Linked DNA regions of Homo sapiens: regions 1, 2 and 4 are each linked to region 3. The links are chromatin loops, found by intact Hi-C in ENCODE. Cell type or tissue: CD14-positive monocyte. All regions are shown on one strand.

Evidence for each region. Peaks named below come from ENCODE experiments on the same cell type or tissue, not always from the same donor. Only the 100,000 strongest peaks of a DNase experiment are listed, where the experiment ranks them.
Region 1: it touches region 3 in a loop (2.5-fold over the local background); 5 of 110 quality-filtered maps call a loop at or near these places.
Region 2: it touches region 3 in a loop (2.2-fold over the local background); 6 of 110 quality-filtered maps call a loop at or near these places.
Region 4: it touches region 3 in a loop (2.1-fold over the local background); 13 of 110 quality-filtered maps call a loop at or near these places.

The regions. Positions count from the first base shown.
Region 1 is chr1:173,007,092-173,012,091 of GRCh38, forward strand. No RefSeq gene overlaps it. Among named protein-coding and RNA genes, the nearest start is that of TNFSF18, 41 kb to the right of the region's middle. In CD14-positive monocyte, no CTCF peak of the experiment used is centred here; a DNase peak (open chromatin) is centred at 2,730; H3K27ac peaks cover 649 bases.
Region 2 is chr1:173,048,578-173,053,577 of GRCh38, forward strand. TNFSF18 (TNF superfamily member 18) reads right to left here and starts at 2,364. Exons shown (of 3, transcript NM_005092.4): 1 at 2,164-2,364. The coding sequence starts at 2,319. In CD14-positive monocyte, no CTCF peak of the experiment used is centred here; DNase peaks (open chromatin) are centred at 264 and 2,484; H3K27ac peaks cover 896 bases.
Region 3 is chr1:173,120,359-173,125,358 of GRCh38, forward strand. No RefSeq gene overlaps it. Among named protein-coding and RNA genes, the nearest start is that of TNFSF18, 72 kb to the left of the region's middle. RefSeq lists an enhancer at 2,320-2,885 and a silencer at 2,912-3,206. In CD14-positive monocyte, no CTCF peak of the experiment used is centred here; DNase peaks (open chromatin) are centred at 2,333 and 2,773; H3K4me3 peaks cover 1,379 bases; H3K27ac peaks cover 2,297 bases.
Region 4 is chr1:173,191,451-173,196,450 of GRCh38, forward strand. All of the region lies in intron 1 of TNFSF4 (TNF superfamily member 4), which reads right to left. Among named protein-coding and RNA genes, the nearest start is that of TNFSF4, 13 kb to the right of the region's middle. In CD14-positive monocyte, no CTCF peak of the experiment used is centred here; a DNase peak (open chromatin) is centred at 2,311; H3K27ac peaks cover 719 bases.

The DNA.
Region 1 (5,000 bases), 110 kb before region 3:
TATGTGTTTGTTAGGCCCATTTGGTCTAGAGTGTAGAAGCCCAATGTTTCCTTATTGATTTTCTGCCTGGATGATCTATCTATTGTTGAAAGTAGGATATTGAAGTCCCCTACTATTATTGTATTGCATTTTATTGCAGTCTATATCTCCCTTCAGATCTATTAATATTTGCTTTATCTATTTAGGTATTCCTATGATGGGTGCATATATATACAACTGTTGTTCCTCTTGAAGGATTGACCTCTTTATCATTATATAATGACCTTCTTTGTCTCTTTTTACAGTTTTTGACTTAAAATCTATTTTATGTAAGTATTGCTACCCCTGCTTTTTAAATTTTCTATTTGCCTGGAATATCTTTTTCTATCTTTTCACTTCTAGCCTATATATATTTTTAAACATGAAGTGGGTCTCTTGTAGGCAGCATATAGTTGGTCTTGCTGCTGGTTTTCTTCTTTTAATCTGTTCAGCCACTCTGGTTTTTTATTAGAAAATTTAATACATTTACATTCAAGGTAATTATTGATAAGTGAGTCCTTACTATTGCCATTTTGTTCATTGTTTTCTTCTTGCTTTGTAGCTCCTTTGTTCTTTTTTTCCTCTTTTGCTGTCTTCCTTTGTTATTAGATGATTTTTCTCTAGTGGTATGCTTTGACTATTTTGCTATTGTGTATCTATTATGTTTTTGCCTTATGGTTATGAGGCTTAAATAAAATATCTTGTAGTTGTAACAGTCTCATTTAAGCTCATAGCAACTTTACTTCAATCACATTTAAAAACAATTTATATCTTGTTATACTGTTTATTCCTTAACAAATTATTACAGCTATCATTAATTTTAATAGCTTTGTCTTTTAATCTTTATACTAATGACATAAGTGATTTACGCACTTATACCTACTTACACCACCACTGCAGTATGAGAATAATCTGAATTTGGTTGTATACTTACTTTGATCCCTAAATTTTATATTTTCATATGTTTTATATTACTAAATAGCATGATTTCCTTTCAGTTTGAAGAATTTTCTTAGCATTTCTCATAAGGCATGTCTAGTGGTAATGAACTCTCACAGCTTTTGTTCTCTGGGAAAGTCCTTACCTCTGTTTCATTTCTAAAAGCCTTGCCTAGAATAGTACTCTTGGATGATGGGATTTTTTTTTTCAGTATTTTGACTATTTCATTCCACTCTCCCTTGGCCTGCAAGCTTTCTACTGAGGAATCCACAAATTTCCTTTTGGTGTTATCTTGTATGTGACTAGTTGCTTTTCTCTTGCTGCTTTGAAAATTATCTTTCACTTTTACTTTTGAGAGATTATAATGTGTCTCGGTAAAGATGTGTTTATATTTAATTTATTTGGGATTCAATGGGGTTTATGGATCTGGATGTTCCCTTTCCTCTACAGATTTGGGAAGTTTTCTGTCACTATTTTTAAAAGTAATCTTTCCTCCTCTTTCTGTTTCTGTGCTGTTCGTTCCTCTGACTGGTCATTCAAATGATCTACCTTCAGTCTCCTTGATTCTTTCTTCAGCTTTATCAAATCTGCTGTTGAAGTTCTCTATGGAATTTTTTATCTCAGTAATTATGTTATTTTGCGTCATGATTTATGTTTGGTTGTTTTTATGGTTACTGTCTCTTTGTTGAACTCATTTTTTTCATGTACTATTTCTAATTTTGTTTAGTTATCTATCTTTATCCTCTTGTAGCTCACTGAGCTTTTCTAAGATGATTATTTTGAATTTTTTATCAGATAGTTGGTAAATCATTTCCTTCATGTCATTTACTGGCACTTTTTTTTGTTCCTTGGATAGTATCATGTTTCCCTGATTGTGTGTGATCTTTTTGGCCATGTGTTGATGTCTGCACAATTAAAGAAGTAGTCACTTATTTCAGTCTTTACAGACTCACTTTGGCAGGGGAAGCTCTTCATCAGTCAGTCTAACCAGAAATTCTAGGATGGCTTTCTAGTGGTCCATGGGTAAATTTGCTGCTAGAGTCCTCAGGAAGGCTGGCCTGGTGCCTTGGTCAGCAGGTTCAAGTTTCCATTTTTTTACAGCTTCCTCAGTTCTTCCCAGAGGTCAGTTATGTGGTGTTCAATTAATATTTGATTAAATGACGTTTTCATTTGTCATTTTTATGTCAACTATCAGTATGCTTCATAATAATTACTCTCAATCTAGACAGTAACTCTCCTCCAATTAACACAATATCTTGTAAGGATTGCATGCCTTAAATGAGGCTTACAATGGACATTGACAAGTGAGCTAATACAGCAAAATGATAAAGAGTTCAGTCCTAAAGTCAAACTACCTATGCTTGTAGCCTAACATTGCCGTTTACTTCTTGCATGAACTTGAGCAAGTTTCTTATCTTCTCTACATTTCAGTTGTCTTATTTGGCATAGATCTGTTAGGATTAAATAAATTGTTCCACATAAAGTACTTAGAAGAGCTCCTGGTACACTAAGTGCTAGTAAGTATTAGTTATACTTATTCTTCAGCTCCAGAAGATATGTTAGCAACCTGGAGTTCTTGGCATATTCATTCCCTGTTCCAAATACTGAGATTCCACTTTGAGTAGATATTTTTATCCTGCCTTAGAGCCTAGCAAAGGTACACACTATTCCCTCTAGCATAACCATATGTGGGTTCTGCTCTACTGTAGTGCTGGACCAGGAAGCAGTGAGTATGGGCCAGGGCTGCTGACTTGCATGAGTTCAAATGAATATTACTAAACCAGAACACGTTCCATGACTACATGACATCATTTTGTATTGTTTCCTCTTTCCTGGCTGCTTCCCTTTTAGTAAAACATTAGTACAAGCTAGAATACTGTAAAATAAGGAAATTTCCAGGGACTTAACCTAGTTTATTTGTTTCATTAGTATTATCCAATCAGACCAAAGCCCAGTATAAGTAATTTGAATTAGTAGTAGTACTTCAGAATGTGTTGTGATCAACAGAATTTGTGAAAACAGCTTGGCGATTAGCTTTTAGAAGTTGGTATCAAAAATTATCTTATTTCTATGTATAGTTCTGTGACTCTACTGTCACAGAGAACTATAGGCAAATTACTTCTTCTTGGATTTGGATTTTCTCAAATATAATTCTAAAAAATATTATTCATTTCTACTCTACTGTCAGAGATTATCTAAAAGCACACCAAGATTTCCCCCAAAACAACAGGTGAATACAAGGACATAAAAGCCCTTCCTGATTTTGTAACTTCTCAAATCTATCCTTTTGTGGTTCCATGACAAACTAATTAATAAAGAACTTAGATAACTTTCTGGAATCAAAAACAAGGAAAATTGAAAAAAAAACATACTATAGTATGAGGAAAGGCATTGTTTAATATGGATTTACTTTCAAGATAGAATAACTATCGGTAGAAATTATTATTTTATGGATAATTTCCTATGTCCTGAGTTAAGATTGCAAAAAGTGGCCAGGTGCAGTGTCTCATGCCTATAATCCTAGCTTTTTGGGAGGCTGAGGTAGGAGGATCACTTGTGGCCAGGAGTTCAAAACCAGCCTGAGCAACATAGTGAGACCCTGTCTCTACAAAAAAATTTAAAAATTAGCTGAGTGTGGTAGCCTATGCCTATAGTCCCAAGCTACTCAGGAGGCTGAGGTGGAAGAACCTCTTAAGTCTGGGAAGTTGAGGCTGCAGTGAGCCATGATTGCCCTGCTGCAATCCAACCTGAGTAACAGAGTGAGACTCTGTTCCCCTCCACAAAAAAAAAAAAAAAAAAAAAAAGCAAAAAGAAAATCTCAAATTTTCCTGAGAACCCTCACAAGGATGTCAGTGATTTTTATAACCTTCACTCAAATCTTCTTGTATCTTTGGTTAATCAGGATTAACACAAATTTGTCCAATCTCAGAAGTGCCTGAGAATTCTAATATGGATATTTCTGAAAGCATCATTTACCATAAAAAAGAGACTAAGTCTTGCTAGTGAGGGAAAATAATTATATCAAGTGATCTTGTTGCATGTCTGTTTTTATGCATACTTATATGCATGAATTTGGAAATAAATCATTTTGTGTACATTACCTCATTCAATCTTCACAAAAATGCCATGCAATAATTATGAGAGATATAATTATCCCAACTTTTGTGCATGAAAGGACAGAGGAAAAAGAGAAATCGATAGAGATGACAGAGAATGGATGATCACTCATTCATTTATGCATTCATTCAACAACCATTTGTAAGTAATTATATGTGCCACATTATAGAAAGATACAGCCATAAAAACATTCTTCTTAAAGCCTATAGCTTAATTGAGGTAACTTCCAGTTAAAAACATAAATGTTTTGATATAGATCTCTGTGTTCAAAGAGTATACAGCCCTACTTTAAAGGCTGGGGAATATCTCCCTGGGGAACTCACATTTCAGCTGAGACAAGGAATGAGTAGAGTTAGCCAAATGAAGGGAAAGTGGGATGGGTATCCTAGGAGAAGGAGCAGCATGTCCCAGGGACAGAGTTGAATAAGGACAAACAGCAATTATCAAGAAACCAAAGAATGTTAGCAAGAGGAGTATAAAGTACAAGGTAGAAGATGGCAAGAGATGAATCTAGAGAGTTAGACAAATGACCAAAACTATAAATGAGCTTGTAAGTCATTGTGAATAGCTTGGAATTTATTTTAAGGGCACTGGAAAGGCAACTAGAGCAGCATAAAAAACTAGAACAGTAAAACATTTTGAAGGTCACGGGCCAGGGAGAGTTTTAAGACTTTAAGAGTCAATCAAATTAATCCTTCAAAGAAGCCAAAAAATAAGAAAACTGAGAATACGTCATTTGAGACATCATGGATAACCTTAAAATTTCCATTTTGGTGGTAGAGGTGGAACACAAACCCATGAATAACTTAAAGATAAGGAAGTATAAGCAAAGGGGTATAGACTACGGTTTGAAAAGCCCACCTCACCTATTGCTGGAGTTGGTAGCAGGATCAAAGAAAAATTTTTCAAGATCGAAAAAATCTAAA
Region 2 (5,000 bases), 72 kb before region 3:
TATCCTTTTAGTTAAATATTTTCTCAAAGAAGAGAGAAAAAAAGAAAAAAATTGACCCAAGGAGCCAAGCTTCCCATCTAACACTTTTTAAAGTGTTACACTTTCTTTTAAGTGTACACTTTTTAAAGTAGTGTCTAGACAATCTGGAAAGTGGGACTTTGTATGTAAAAACTAGAGTGGAGACCAAAATAAAACTTCACGGTTCATGGGTATTGTGACAATGTGGAAGTGGCCACATCATAATGAATCACTATCTGCCAGCCTCTCAGACTTCTTTTCCAGAGATATTTATTTGTGGCCAATAGGGAAAGGGAAGTACAGGTAAGTGGAAAGTGAAATGCAGAAGCTAATATCATGTATGGTTGGCCAGGCCACTGGCTTTTCCCATAGAAACAAATCCTGCAAGTGTCCTGTCAGAACAATATTCTAAAAACATTTTATACTTCCCCAAATTTGAAACAAACTCTGGGTTATCTTTAGAGGTAGAACATTTCATTGAGAAACTGGATCTAGGAGAGAGAAACCAGAATCAGAGCTCAAACACATGGGATTAATCCAGTTTGATTCTGAAGAGAGGTGTCCCAGATGATCTGGCATTATTAGACTTTCTCTTTCCCTTTGCAAGAACTGCTGGGTGCCTTTGGGAAAGGCTTCTGTGTATTCATTCCTGAGTCATATGTAGGAACTGATGATGCTTATATTCAGTGTTCTTCAGGGTTATCTGGCTAATTAATCTTATAATTTTTAGAAGAAAGAAGCACTTCCAAATTTAAGTTATTGCTATTCTCACCCTTCCTCTTCTTCAGAAATCTAGACACTAAGAATTTCTGACAATTCTTTCTTTCAACTTCACTGACCCAGAAAGTTCACACTTCTGCTTCATACATTTCTTGAGAGAGCAGGGTTGTAATTAGAAATGCCTCTGTTGCACATAAGCCTTGTATACAGTTATGGAATACAAATTAATGGGCTACTGTGGAAAAATTGGCCAAAGCTATACCTACTCTAAATTAATATCAATAGGGGACTGCTTCCTCCTGCATCTTTTCTCAATTACTTTTACTTATCTTAAGTGGTAGAACTATATCTTTGAAATCTTTGCTGGTCAGTTCCCTTAAGAAAAGTGTTTCTGCAGTCACATTTCAACTCTTTCTCAGATGGACATATGCCACTTTATTCTCCCCAAAACTTAGAGTCTTCAAATTTAGCCAGAAATAGGCTAAATCCTGAAATAAATAAAGCATTTCTTATTTTCTTTTTGATCAGTGCTACGTAGTTAACTGTGAGGAAAGATTTTTTAGTAAAGAACAAAACTAATCTCCATTCCCAGTGTACCATCCCATTCTCTAGGCCCACAGCTTGGCCTGCATCTCAATGGGAAATTCCTGACAAGCATCAGGGGCTTCCCAAATAGATATGGGCTTTCTCATTCCTCCATGAAGTCTTCCCTGATCAACTCAATCTAAAGTCATTGTTCCCTGCTTTTGAGTGACTTAGGCATTTATTCTTCATACTACCCTTAAATAAATTCTTGATCATGACATTTTATAGCTAGAAGAAACATCATAATAAATCCATTCCCCTACCACCAGTTTTTTTAGATAAAGAAGCTGCAAACTAGAGAGATTAAATGTCTTTATCAAATTTATACAGCTGGTTATTAGGAGACCCAGAACCAGAATCCAGATCTTCTTACACCTAGCTCAGGGCCACTTCCCTCCTCAAAGACACACAAACCACCTGTCATTTACTTAATCCTGTCTTTCACTATTTTTTTAAGTCTTTTCCATAAATAAGACTATAGCTTGCATCCCATTCCTTGATATTCATTCATATTTTTACCTTTTTTATTCCACCAAGAGCTATAGCAGAGGGAAGGAAAAATACTCCACAGGCCCCTGTCAATTGGCTTAACCAGTTCTCTCTATCTAACAGAGTTCTGCAGCTAACATTTAGCATTTTCTGATACCTTTTATCTCAAAACCTTTAGATAAACTTCAAACGCCATGTCATGACAATATTAGAATTGTATTTACATTATGTATACACATCTCTTCCTTCCAACTATTGCTAACAATACTGAGTGACAATGATAACAACTAGAAAAACAAATAAATAGAGGATTATAGCAAATAGTAACCTTAGGTACAATTGCCTCCTTACCTCTAATTGGAGAAAAATAAAGATTAGCCAACTGAAGGAGCAAAGAAATAGCAACATAACTATTGAGCAAAAGAGCCACAGCTTCCAGGATGATCTCTGAGCTCCTTGAGTTCTTGAATGGCTTAAAGGCATATTTTCCAAGTGGCTCAAACACATTTTTGGAGAAATGAGAGCTGTGGAAAACAAAAATTCACAAGTGATGGGTGAAGGATGCAATGTCATGTTTTGTAGCAATATGGTAATTAGTAGTGGGTGTGGAAGGCGGAGTTTTCCTTCTGTCACTGTGTTAGAAAATGATACTTATAACTTAAGTGCTGACTCTCATTTGGCACCAGATCAAATACAACAAAAGGAACGGAAGGCTGAAAGCCAACACAAACTCAGAACATAAAAAAAAAAGCACAAGGGAAGTTCAGAGGGGAAAAAAATTTCTTTCCTAAATCAAACGGCAGTACAGTGCACGTGTAGAGGAGGCTTGGGAGAATAAAGTGGTGTGCTCTCATCTAAGAAAGTATTCCAGATTATTTCTAGATAAGAAAATCACTTTTTATAAGAAAAAATAAAGTTTGAGATTAATCCCCCTACCATACTCCAGATATCATGTACATGAGCGGCAGAGTGTTAGGAAGTTGGAGAGGCTAGGATCTCTAGTTTGGAAAAAATAGAGTTTTAATCAAGTCATCATCTTGTTTACCTTAAATACCCACAATTTTTATTTGTCAATTATACTTCAGTAAACCTGGAAAAATAAAATCTATACTCACAAAAATGTTTCATCAATTTCTAGTGTATAGAATGCGTTCATTCTGAGTCTCTAGAAAATATCAAGTGTATTACAAGAATTTAATAAAAAATTGTAAATACAACAAGCTCAATTTTATATTTCATCATTTTTAAACTCTGATAATCTAGTTCTGGCATAAGAAGTTATTTTACAGAAGGATATTTTCCTGCATCCTGCCCTCAGCCAGAGCTTATACTCTATTCCAAAAAAAAAAAAAAAAAAACCTTGGGTTTTCTTCCTGGGCCCAAAAATATGGGTTTACTACAAAATTGAGGAAGTCTCCTGGTTCTATGGACCTCAGTCACACAGGCTTTTAAATCAGACAGACCTCAAGAGCAGAGGCTGGCACTGCCCAGTTCCTACCTGCTCTGTGGCCTTAGGCATGTTACTTGAGTTCTCTGAGCTTCAGTTTCCTTCACTGTAAAATGGAGAAAATTTTCACTTTATAATGCTTTTGTGGAGAATGAAATGAAGGTGAAAAGTTTATGCATTCCATAAATGTTAGATTATCTCTTCTCTACCCTCTTTAGCGATGTAGTGAAGTTTAATTCAATTATTAAATCCTAGAAAAGAATGAACATTCTTTATCTTTCCCACAAGATAAAATTCACCTAAAGTTTACTTAAACAAAAGGAAGTACAATGAAAGTATTTTGGAAAACCTATTTTTTAATCTAAGAGAGAATTGACGATTTATAAATTAGAAAAAAGTCCAGAGATTTAACATCCTCCTTTACAAAAAAAGGAAACTAAGGACAAGAGGGTGTGAGTAGTGTCTCAAATCACTGCTGGCTGGTTAATGATGGAGTGAAAACTCAAGCCCACAGATACTGCTTTGTAATCCAACCATTTTGTCTTAATATTGCACTATTTACAATATTATTAGCAATATTTCTCTCTGAACTGTCAAAATTTTAATTTGGGCCCTATTTTACCTTGTTCAATAAACTACTTCTTAAAAGACCAGTTACACAAAAATGATTTTTCAACACAACAAATGTTTTTGTGGCTCTGTACTTAGATGCTGCAATGCAGGGATAAAGAATAAACTTACTCTAGAAAAAGACTGATGCCTTGATCCCATAACCTTTGCACTTGCATCAGATCTGGAATTCATATACACAAGCACAGAACTTAAAATTGGAAGTTAAATTATGTCCTTCCTGTTTTTATGATCTGCCCCTTTTCCTGTCTGCTTTCCAAATTTTTGAGGGAATTTCCCTGGCTTGCTACCTTAGGTAAACATTTATTCACATGAGAAACTGTTTTAAATAAAATCCAGTTCCTCCTTCCGCCTTTAACCACTGTTAGGCCCTGGAATATCCTTATTAATTATTTAACCTTATGACAGTATCTTAAGAAAGATGACATACTTATTTCAAGAAGACTATATTCTAGGGCCTCTTTTCATGAAATAGGATTTAGAAATGAGGAAACTTCAAGTTAAGACAGGTAACAGTAGGCAAGACTTTCTGAAATTCTAGAGCAATGAGTCACAGTTGGCACGATTTTGGTGTAAGTTATCAGGATTACATGTTATATCTCAGGATTTGACAAGAGGTAAATGAGCACCAATTCAAGCTTCGGGTTTATGGTCCGTCCCTGGCTCAGATACTTGAGCATGAAGTTTCTGGGTTTTTTTTGTTTGTTTGTTTTTCAATTAAATCTGACAAGCAAATCCATGTCAAACATTTACTATCTGCCCACTACTGTGCTAGGAGATTTGGGGGATATTTTAAAAAGTAAGAGCTGCCCTGGCCAACATGGTGAAACCCCGTCTCTACTAAAATACAAAAAATTAGCCAGGCGTGGTGGCGCGCGCCTACGGTCCCAGCTACTCGGGAGGCTGATGCAAGGGAATCGCTTGAACCCAGGAGGTGGAGGTTGCAGTGAGCCGAGATTGCGCCACTGCACTCCAGTCCGGCGACAGAGTGAGACTCCGTCTCAAAAAAAAAAAAAAAAAAAGTAACAGCTGCCAATGAATTTGCCATCTAACCAAATTGAAACCTTATCCGCAGGGAGACAGACGCCCAAATTGATACTATACATAAGAA
Region 3 (5,000 bases):
AGGAGAAGCAGTTGTTCTTAGTAAGGGTGAAGAAGGCTCATGAAAAGAGCTGAACAAACTGGGCGCAGGCGCCCAAGATACATGCTAAATTGTGATCAGAGATCTGTCACTCACCAACAGGTCCACACACAAAATTTGTGAAGCCATGGTAAGAGTACAAAGGGAGGCCCTCATACTATACATATAAATACATGAATGTTACAATCGAGTACCAAACTGTTAAATAAAACATATCCTCCCCTCTTACTTGGAGATATGGCTTCATAATAATCTGGAGGGCCCACTCCCACCTCATCCCATCTCTGATGAATACCACTATTCTTCAGCCTCTCTGAAGCATAGGGATGCACATACCACAACTGTGGTTTACCCTCTGAAGGATGAACCCAGGGGAGAGATCCAAGCAAGCCCTAGAAGCAGTAAGTTTAGGAGTCCACCAGCTCCAGATAGGCATAACCGTCTGGCCTGCCAACTCCTCACCAGGGAAGAATGCAGCCGAGGAAAGAATGGCATGGTGCCTAGGGCTGGCCACATTGGTCCTGGGGCCATGAGTAGGGCCCACGGACTGCCAGCAGTACCTACACATGCACGTTGCCCCCAGAAACAACCTGCTTGCCCCCAGAAGCAGACCTCATCAGGCTTCTGGACTCTATTGTTTACTCCAAGAAGAAGAATCTAATGAGATGTTGCCTTGAGAGCCACTATGACTCAGTCTCCAAGGCCTCCTCACATCCTGAAGACTAGCCCAGTGGGGATAGGAAACCGGGAGCTAAAAAGCTTCGCCAATTTGGACGAGCTTCTGAGGCAGCAGCTCTCAGCCTAGATCACATCCTAGATGTGAGAGAACTCCAGGGCTGGAATTCTCTGAAGCTTTATCCTCGGGCAAGCAGTTACATCGGGAACATTTAATAATGAGTGCTGAGGCCACACGCGGTGGCTCACGCCTGTAATCCCAGCACTTTGAGAGGCCGAAGCGGGCAGATCACGAGGTCAGGAGACCGAGAACATCCTAGCTAACAGGATGAAACCCCGTCTCTACTAAAAACACAAAAAAAAATTAGCCGGGCATGGTTGCGGGCGCCTGTACTCCCAGCTACTCGGGAGGCTGAGGCGGGACAAGGGCGTGAACACGGGAGGCGGAGCTTGCAGTGAGCAGAGGTGGCGCCACTACACTCCAGCCTGGTCAACAGAGCGAGACTCCGTCTCAAAAAATAAATAAATAAATAAATAAATAAATAAATAAATAAATAAATAGTGCTGAAGATGAAAGAAAAATTTTCCGTCTGTCATCCATAAAAAAACAAATTTTGATCAGCCATGCTAGGTTAAATATTGAATTATCTTTCTATTTTCTATGGAGAATATTACAATGTATTGCCATAGGAAGAGCCAACCAAAGAATATGCTGCCATAAATGTACAAATAATTATGATAGAGGAGTGATAGACAGACACTGTTTCAATTTTATCTTTAAAAGATACCCAGGAAGAAAAAAAATACAAACCACAACAGTTGTTGGCCAACCCACTCCCACAGTTTCTGTATAACAATTATTAATACTTTGTGAGCATTTACTGTGTTCCAAGTATTATTCTACTTGCTTTATATAGATTATCACATGTAATCCTCATTATCCCCATTTCAGAGATGGGGCGTGGAGTAGTTAAATAATGTTCCAGAAGGCATCCATCTAGTACTTGTTGGAGCCAGGATTTGAGCCCATACATCTGTTTCTCCAGAACCCACACTCTTAACTCCACTGAGACTATCTATCTTCTTGGATCCCCATTAGGCATGAAAATAAAAAGCTGTATCCTAGTCCCAACTACTAGTCATACAATCTTGGGCTACTATATTTAAACTCTCTGTTATTGTTTATAAAGTAGGAACAACAATAATAACTCCCTCATAGGGCTGTTCTAAGGACTAAAGGAAAGCTACAAAAGTGCCTAGTGTAATGATAGTGTAATGCTAGATATTATATAAGTATAGGTCCCTCTCTTTCCTCTTTTCTTCTTTTTTTTTATTATTTGGCTACTTGGCTACTTGAGCTGCTTTCTTTTCACTATTTGAACATGCAATTCACAGTAATAATATTGGTTTCCCTTTTGGCATATTTACTAATTAAATATTTCCATCTTCCTATCTTAGAACTTCCATTTCTACTGTAATCACCAGGTTGCTCATTTTGTTTGTTTTTGTAAAGCACCATAAATCTTTCCTTTTAGGAAAAGGCAGGATGTAACTTACAAATTATGTAAATGAAAGTACAAGGTTCTGTGGGCCATCATAACTCTGTCATCACTCCTGGAAATGGTCTTGCAAAGCACATGTCTGTCAAGTCAGCAGTTCTGTTTTGACGCAGAAGGACATTTATTTCATCTGGACAGCCTTCTACTTTCTCTAACTACAAACTTCCAAATTTTGTGGGTGGGTCAGAAATATGCTGTGTGAAGTAAATGTGCTGGCCCAGATCTGGAGGATCGATTTCCTCCCTTGAAGAGAACAAGCCATTTTATTCCTTGCTTAAAGTGGCCAAGAGAAAGACCCTTCTACAGGGACCAAAAAAAAAAATCAACTACTCTTTACAATCAGGCAGGTCGAGTGAACCAGAACTCAGATTTCCTGCTCTGCAGCTGTGTCTCCATTCATTGAGCAAATGCGGGAGCTTCTTCCTCTTACCACTGGGCAAGAATGCAATTTTTTTTCCTAACAGAAAGAAAATCCCCTCTGACAGTTCCACCCACTAGAGATTACTCTGGTGCTGGCCCAAGCTATTTGCATCATAGCTGCACCCTCCAGGCCCCAGTTGCATCACAGAGAAGCGGAAGCCCCGGAGGGATACTATCTCTGCCAGTTTCTCTAGGTTGCAATTAATTTTAAAAGTGAAACCAACCATATGCTTCCTTTACTTAGCACATTCCTGGGACACTGCAGCTACTTGCTGGATAAGCCAAGCAAAGGAAGCAAAAAAGCCTTGGGCTCAGAAGGCGTAGACAGCTTCCTCCTTTTGGCATTCAGGGAGCCCAGTTCCACTCTCAAACCTTTGTTAATCTGCCTTTAATTCCCCGAACTGCCTGTTCTCTAGTGGTCCGATGAGCTCCCAGCTCCTTAATACCCAAATAAGGAGATCAGGGCTGGTTCCTGCTTCAGCAGAGACTGAGAGGCCTAGAGTAAATGGACTCGGAATTAAGTACTCAGGTGACCTCCGGACTTTGAACCTGACATGTCCCTGCTGGGGAAGGGTTGTCAAGGCACTGAAAGACTACACTCATTCTGAGTCTATAAACTGAGCATCTGTGACTACGGGCAATGTTTAGAATTGTCAGAGGCTGGCTCTTGGCCTCTCTCTCCACCACTTCCTTCTCAGAAACTCAGAGCACCCTAAGAACTTTTGCTGCTTCTTGGTCCCCAGGATTCCTACGCCCTCACTCATTTCCCTGCCTCCCCCAGATATCATTCCGTTAAGCAATTCCTTGTTAACAAACAATTGCTGGCTTTGCATTTCTCTTTCCTCCAAAATCGCCGAGGCCTCTACTTACTGCTAAAAAAGAGGACTCTGTATAATTTTTAAATGAAGAGTGTTGTTTTTACCTAAATCAATCTGGCCTGGTATATGACAACAACAACAAAAGAACTCAAGGATAGAGCCAAAAAACTCGCCAACCAAGCAAGTAATTATGCTGAACCCCCTTGGGCACTCTCTAATTAGATGTTCTGGGCCCTCCCGATTCTTAGTTCTTTAATACCTGTTTTTCTCCTTCTCTTATTCGGACCTTGTGTCTTCCATTTAGTTTTTCAATTCATACAAAACCGCATCCAGGCCATCACTAATCATTCCATACGACAAATGCTCCTTCTAACAACCCCACAATATCGCCCCTTACCACAAAATCTTCTTCAGCTTAATATCTCCCACTCTAGGTTCCCACGCCGCCCCTAATCCTGCTCGAAGCAGCCCTGAGAAATATTGCCCATTATCTCTCCATACAACCCCCGAAAAATTTTCACTGCCCCAACTCTTCAATACTATTTTATGTTATTTTTCTTATTGATATAAAAAGACAGGAATGTCAGGCCTCTGGGCCCAAGCTAAGCCAACATATCCCCTGTGACCTGCAAGTATACATCCAGATGGCCTGAAACAAGTGAAGAATCACAAAAGTGAAAATGGCAGGTTACTGCCTTAACTGATGACATTCCACCATTGGGATTTGTTCCTGCACCACCTTAACTGAGAGATTAACCTTGTGAAATTCCTTCTGGCTCAGAAGCTCCCCAACTGAGCACCTTGTGACTCCCACCCCTGCCCGCAAGAGAAAAACCCCCTTTGACTGTAATTTTCCACTACCCGCCAAAATCCTATAAAACGACCCCACCCCATCTCCCTTCACTGACTCTCTTTTCGGACTCAGCCCGCCTGCACCCAGGTGAAATAAACAGGCTTGTTGCTCACACAAAGCCTGATTGGTGGTCTGTTCACACGGACGCATGTGACAATCCTGACTTCTTTTATTCTGCTGATGCTGCACCCCTTGACACTTACAACACTCCGGTGCCTTACATATTGTGAATTAAATAGAATTTAAGGTATTCGACAGTCTATTATCTCATTTTCCTGTACTGCCCTAATTCCTCCCTCATTTTCCAATATGCTTTCTTCTACATAATGAGATCTCAACCTGGATGCCCTCCTTGGGAAGATCACAAACATTGTTGACTCCATGCTGCATTGCCAACCCTGACCCCCGTGACAGCCACGCTCTTCCCCTTACTCTGCCCTTAACATCCATATCATTCTGACCCTACAGGACCTCAACCACTACCCACTCCCCTTCATCTACATTACCTCAAATTCAGCCTATCCTTCAAGAACATTACCTTGAAGGCCCATGTTACCATCCATATCTTATATCAAATGACATCAACCCTGTCTACTCTGACAGCCAATGATTTTTTTTCTTCCGGCTGATGGAAGAGCCTCTACCAGAAGATTTACT
Region 4 (5,000 bases), 71 kb after region 3:
TCTTCCCCCTCATCCTCCATACCTGATGACCTCATGCTGACTACCCCAGTGCCCAGAGACACCCCCACAGTGCCCAAGTCAAAGCTCTGAAGAGCCTGGCTCCAACCTCATTGTCAAGCTTTATTGCCACATATATCCTTTCTGTGTCTAATGATCCAGCCAACTATTTGTTCTGATCTCCTTGCACTTGGGTAGGCAGCCTGGTAGGATGGCACAAAGAGCATAGACTTTGGAGTCAGATTTAGTTCAAACTGTGACTTCTCTGGTTCTTTGAATTTGGAAAAGTTATAGCATTTCTTCGCTTTAGCCTTTATACATGTGAAAATAAGACATAATACTGTGAGCGGAACTTTCCAGAAGATGAACACCAAGTTTAGATAGGATAACTTAAAGCATCCAGCAGTTTGCCAGCACATGGTACGTGGTAAGCATTTTAAAAATGTAGGCCAGATGCAGTGGCTGACGCTTGTAATCCCAGCACTTTGGGAGGCCGAGGCAGGCAGATCACATGAGATCAGGAGTTTGAGACCAGCCTGGCCAACATGGCAAAAGCCTGTCTCTACAAAAAATACAAAAATTAGCAAGGCGTGGTGGTATGCACCTGTAATCTTAGCCACTGGGGAGGCTGAAGCACAAGAATCGCTTGAACCCAGGAGACAGAGGTTGCAGTGAGCCAAGATCACACCACTGCCTCCAGCATGTCCCTCCATCTGTCTCTGCCCATTAAAATCTTACCATCTTCAAGGCCTAAATCAAATCCTTGAGTTTCAGTCTCTGTATTCCCATACAAGTATTTAAAGTCACTCATTCACAAAGATGTTTATAGCAGCTTTGTTCATAATTGTCAAAACTTGGAAGCAGCCAAAACGTCCTTCAGTAGGTGAATGGATAAATAAACTGATACAACCATACAATGGAACATTATGCAGCACTAAAAAGAAATGAACTATCAAGCTATGAAAAGACATGGAGGAATATTAAATGCATATTATTATACAAGAGAAGCCAATCTGAAAACGGTATATACTGAATGACCTAACTATATGACATTCTGGAAAAAGCAAAACTATGGAGATTAAAAAGATCAGTGGGTGCCAGGGGTTAGGAATGGGGGAGGAATAAACAGGTAGAGCACAGGGTGTTTTTAGGGTAGTGAAAGCATCCTGTATGATTCTGTAATGGTGAATACATGTCATTATATACACTTGTCAAAACCCACAGAATGTACAGTTAACCCCAACATTAAAAAACACTCTATTGACTGATTATACTGCCAGTGAATACAAGTCTTATCTCCTCTACTCAAGACTACTTAGCTGTGTGACCTTGGGAAAATTGCATTTATCTTGCTGATTTTGTTCCTTAATCTGTAAAATGGAGATAGTAAAAATCTGTATATCAGAGAGTTGTAAAGTTTGAATGAAATAATATATGTCAGTGATCAGGACCTGTCATGGAACATTGCAAGAAGTTAATAAACATCAGCAATTATTCTTGGATGCACACGGAAAACAATATCCATGTCATGTTCATAATTTATTCTACATAATACTATATAAACTATATGACAACAGAATGAAGGAATGGATTAAAGAAAAAAACAAAGACTAACAAAGTTATCATATCAGTGCTCTGACTCCCTGTACCTCAGAGAAACAATACAAAAGAATTTGGGTTTCATGAGAAAGGTTGACAGAAAACAATCAGAAGACATTTGGTCTACCCCCACACATAGACTTAGTGTTTTGTATATCAAGAAAAGCAAAATCCCCAGATCTTCTCCACATACTCAAAGAAAATAGAAAATATCAAAGGGCCAGGGGGCTTCCATCTAAGCACAGTCTATAGACTAAAGCTTCTTCAATCTGGAAGGTCTGAAGAGTCCACACCATACTCAAGGATGAAATGCAAATGCTCCTAAGTATCCATGCCAGAATTGAAGTATAGCCGTGAATTTTGAATGTAATGGTCTTAGAAGCATGAAAAAAATGCAAAAGAAGTCATATTTTAGTTGAACATTATATTTTGCATATGAAGAAATTAAGGCTCACAGAAGTGAAGAGATTTGATGCATGCCCTTCAATTTCAGTAATTTTTATTATACCACACAAGTACTATTTTTCTCCCACGCGAATTTGAAGAAAAAAATTCTATGAAGATTTTAATATTCCATTCCTTATGTCCACTTTAATAGCAAGCTTAGAGAAAAGAAGAAGTTGCCGTACAGATGATTGGCAATGACCTCATCATGAGAAAGAAAAGGGAGAGCCCACACTCCAGGCTTCCCTCTTGGGTTTCAGGGCTCCCATAAGTGAAGCAAAAAAAAAAAAAAAAAGGAACAATCAAGTACCCACTTGGCAAATATGGGCTCTTTGACCAAATGACTGAATAATGTAATGTACAAGCGTCATGTCTGGCAGCAGCTGATAATGCAACAGGAAGGTTACCAGCCCAGTGGTTCTTAAACTCTAAATGTGCATTAGAATCACCACCAAAATATGTTGTTGTTGTTGTTTTAAGTGCAGATGGTCAGATTATTCACAAAGACTCTAATTCAAAAGGTCTGGGTAGATCAAGGAATCTTCATTTTTACAAGTAACCAAGGTTCAGATTTAAAAATCACTGCTGTTAACTATGAACTTCCAAAAGTCTAAATCCAGAGAATTTATCTTCAACCACACCCTGTGCAAAAAGCATGCCTGTCCAAAAGCTGGTGCTCAAGAAATTTTTTCTCTGCTGTAAGTGTTATTCAGTAGTTGAATGAATAGTATGGTTGTCATATTATTTGGTAGTTTGGTTAAAAATAACATCAGCAATTATTGAGTACTTGCTATGCAGCAGTTATTACACTCAACTCTTGGAACACAAGGAGATAGAACATACAATCCTTACTTTTGATGAACTTCTATGCCAGTTGGGAAAATAGTCCCTGTACATAAAACCTTTAGTAAATACCTACAGGCAATGTAAGTCATAACATTTCAAAGAACAGAAAAATCACTGTAGGCTTTGACAGCACAAGGAGGAAAGACCTGGACTTAGGCCTTGAAAGACAGAGAAGAGCTGGATGAGCAAAAGACATTCTATAATTATTAATAGTTGGAAGAAAAGTCTAGAAATGAGGCCATCCTTTGTGCATTCAAGAAAAAGGGCCTGGTGCGGTAGCTCACACCTGTAATCCCAGCACTTTGGGAGGTCAAAGCAGGCCGATCACTTGCACTCAGGAGTCCAGGACCAGCCTGGACAACATGGTGAAACCCTATTTCTACAAAAAAATAAAAAAATAATAAAAAAAATAGCTGGACATGGTGGTACACCTCTGTGGTCCCAACTGCTTGGGAAGCTAAGGTGGGAGGATCGCTTGAGCCCAGGAGATTGAGGCTGCAGGGAGCCACAATCATGCCACTGCATGACAGAGAGAACTTGTCTCAAAAAAAAAAAAAAAAAAAGGCAAAGAATAAATAAAACCTTATTGAGTACTTACAATATGCTATGCACTGTTTCAAATGTATTATCCCATTTGCTGCTCAAAATAACATTGTGATGTAGAAAGAATAACTACCCATATTTTACAGATAGGGAAATAAAAATTAGTGCTGCTAAGAACTTGGTCGGGAATAAATATTTATTCATTTGAGTTCAGGTGAATCCCAAGTTCATGATAACATCCCTTCTCTTTATCCTACACTATCATAAGAGTAAATAACACCAAAAAAAAGCATTTATCTGAGGGTCCTAAATTAACTTGAATTGTTTTCATCATCAATACTGAATAAGATTAAATATTAATTTTTGAATAGTTGTCAAAATACACAGATATACATCAAAATATCCAGAAACCCTGCTCTAGAAAGAGCTCCTCAACCAATGTTGCAGGGTTGCCTATGTAGTTCAGGTTGCCAGAATTATTAGCTCAGCTCTGATTAGGTAAAACTGTCCTGGCAAGGAACTGCAGGCCCATGGACAAGTACAAAGCAGGCTCCCCATGCAGGTGTAGCAAAGAAGAGTCAGAATTAGGTTCTTTCTTGGCCTCCTTCAGTGCTTTTAGCACTGGGCTGTCCAAAAACAAAGGTGGAAAGTGTCTGATATCTGGCATTTATTCAGCAGGCTGTGCTGTGTTCCCAAGAAAGTGACACTTGTTTCAAGAGCTCATCTTTGGAGAGTGTGTACCTCTAATTCTGACTCACTAGGATGTGGTATGGGGCTGTCGACCTTAAACCCATTTGACATTTGTCCTGGTGAAGGGTATCTGTGGCAGGAGCAAATGATACTCACCAAGCATGAAACCAGGAAGTGGGCTCTGCACTCACTATACCGGCCTTGCCATTCCTTGCTTGGTACAAGGCCACAATGTCAAGGCCTTGGTGGTGGGCAGCAGTGGGACGTGGGCTAGTAGAGGGTGGTAGTAGTGGGCTAGTAGAGGGAAACACATCTGGAGTGGGGACTCCCCAGTTCACCAAACCACTGCCACTGGACGTGAACCTCTCCTCCCCGCACCTTGGGCTTCATGCCAACCAGTGGAGATCTGAGAGATCATGAAAGCATGACCTCACAAGCTCTCAGGGTGTGTCTCAAGGGGCCTCAGAAGAGAAAGGGAGAATTTTTCACTCTTAGCCACCACAGTAGACTGAGAGGATAGATCCTTATCTGACAGACATGGTCTATTCTCAGTGGAAGCAGCCCCCTTACAAAAAGATGAGCCCTGACTTCTGATCACGGAAGTTCAGAATTCCACCTAGAGAGAGGAGTAGGAAAAATGGGAAAAACTGATTCTTTGGTGAAGGAGTTTCTCATATTCAGAAAGACTTATCCCAAAAGTTACATTTCTTAGAGACAAAGATGTGTGGCTTTGAAAACCTTGTTGGATAACGAGTTTATTGGGACTTAATGAACACAAAGAAAAGCCATTTTAACTGCCATCCAAAGCCTTCTCTTTCTCCATGCCAAACCCTTACCATCTCTGCCAGCATATTTTCCCAGTCATCTCTCTCTTAACCTCC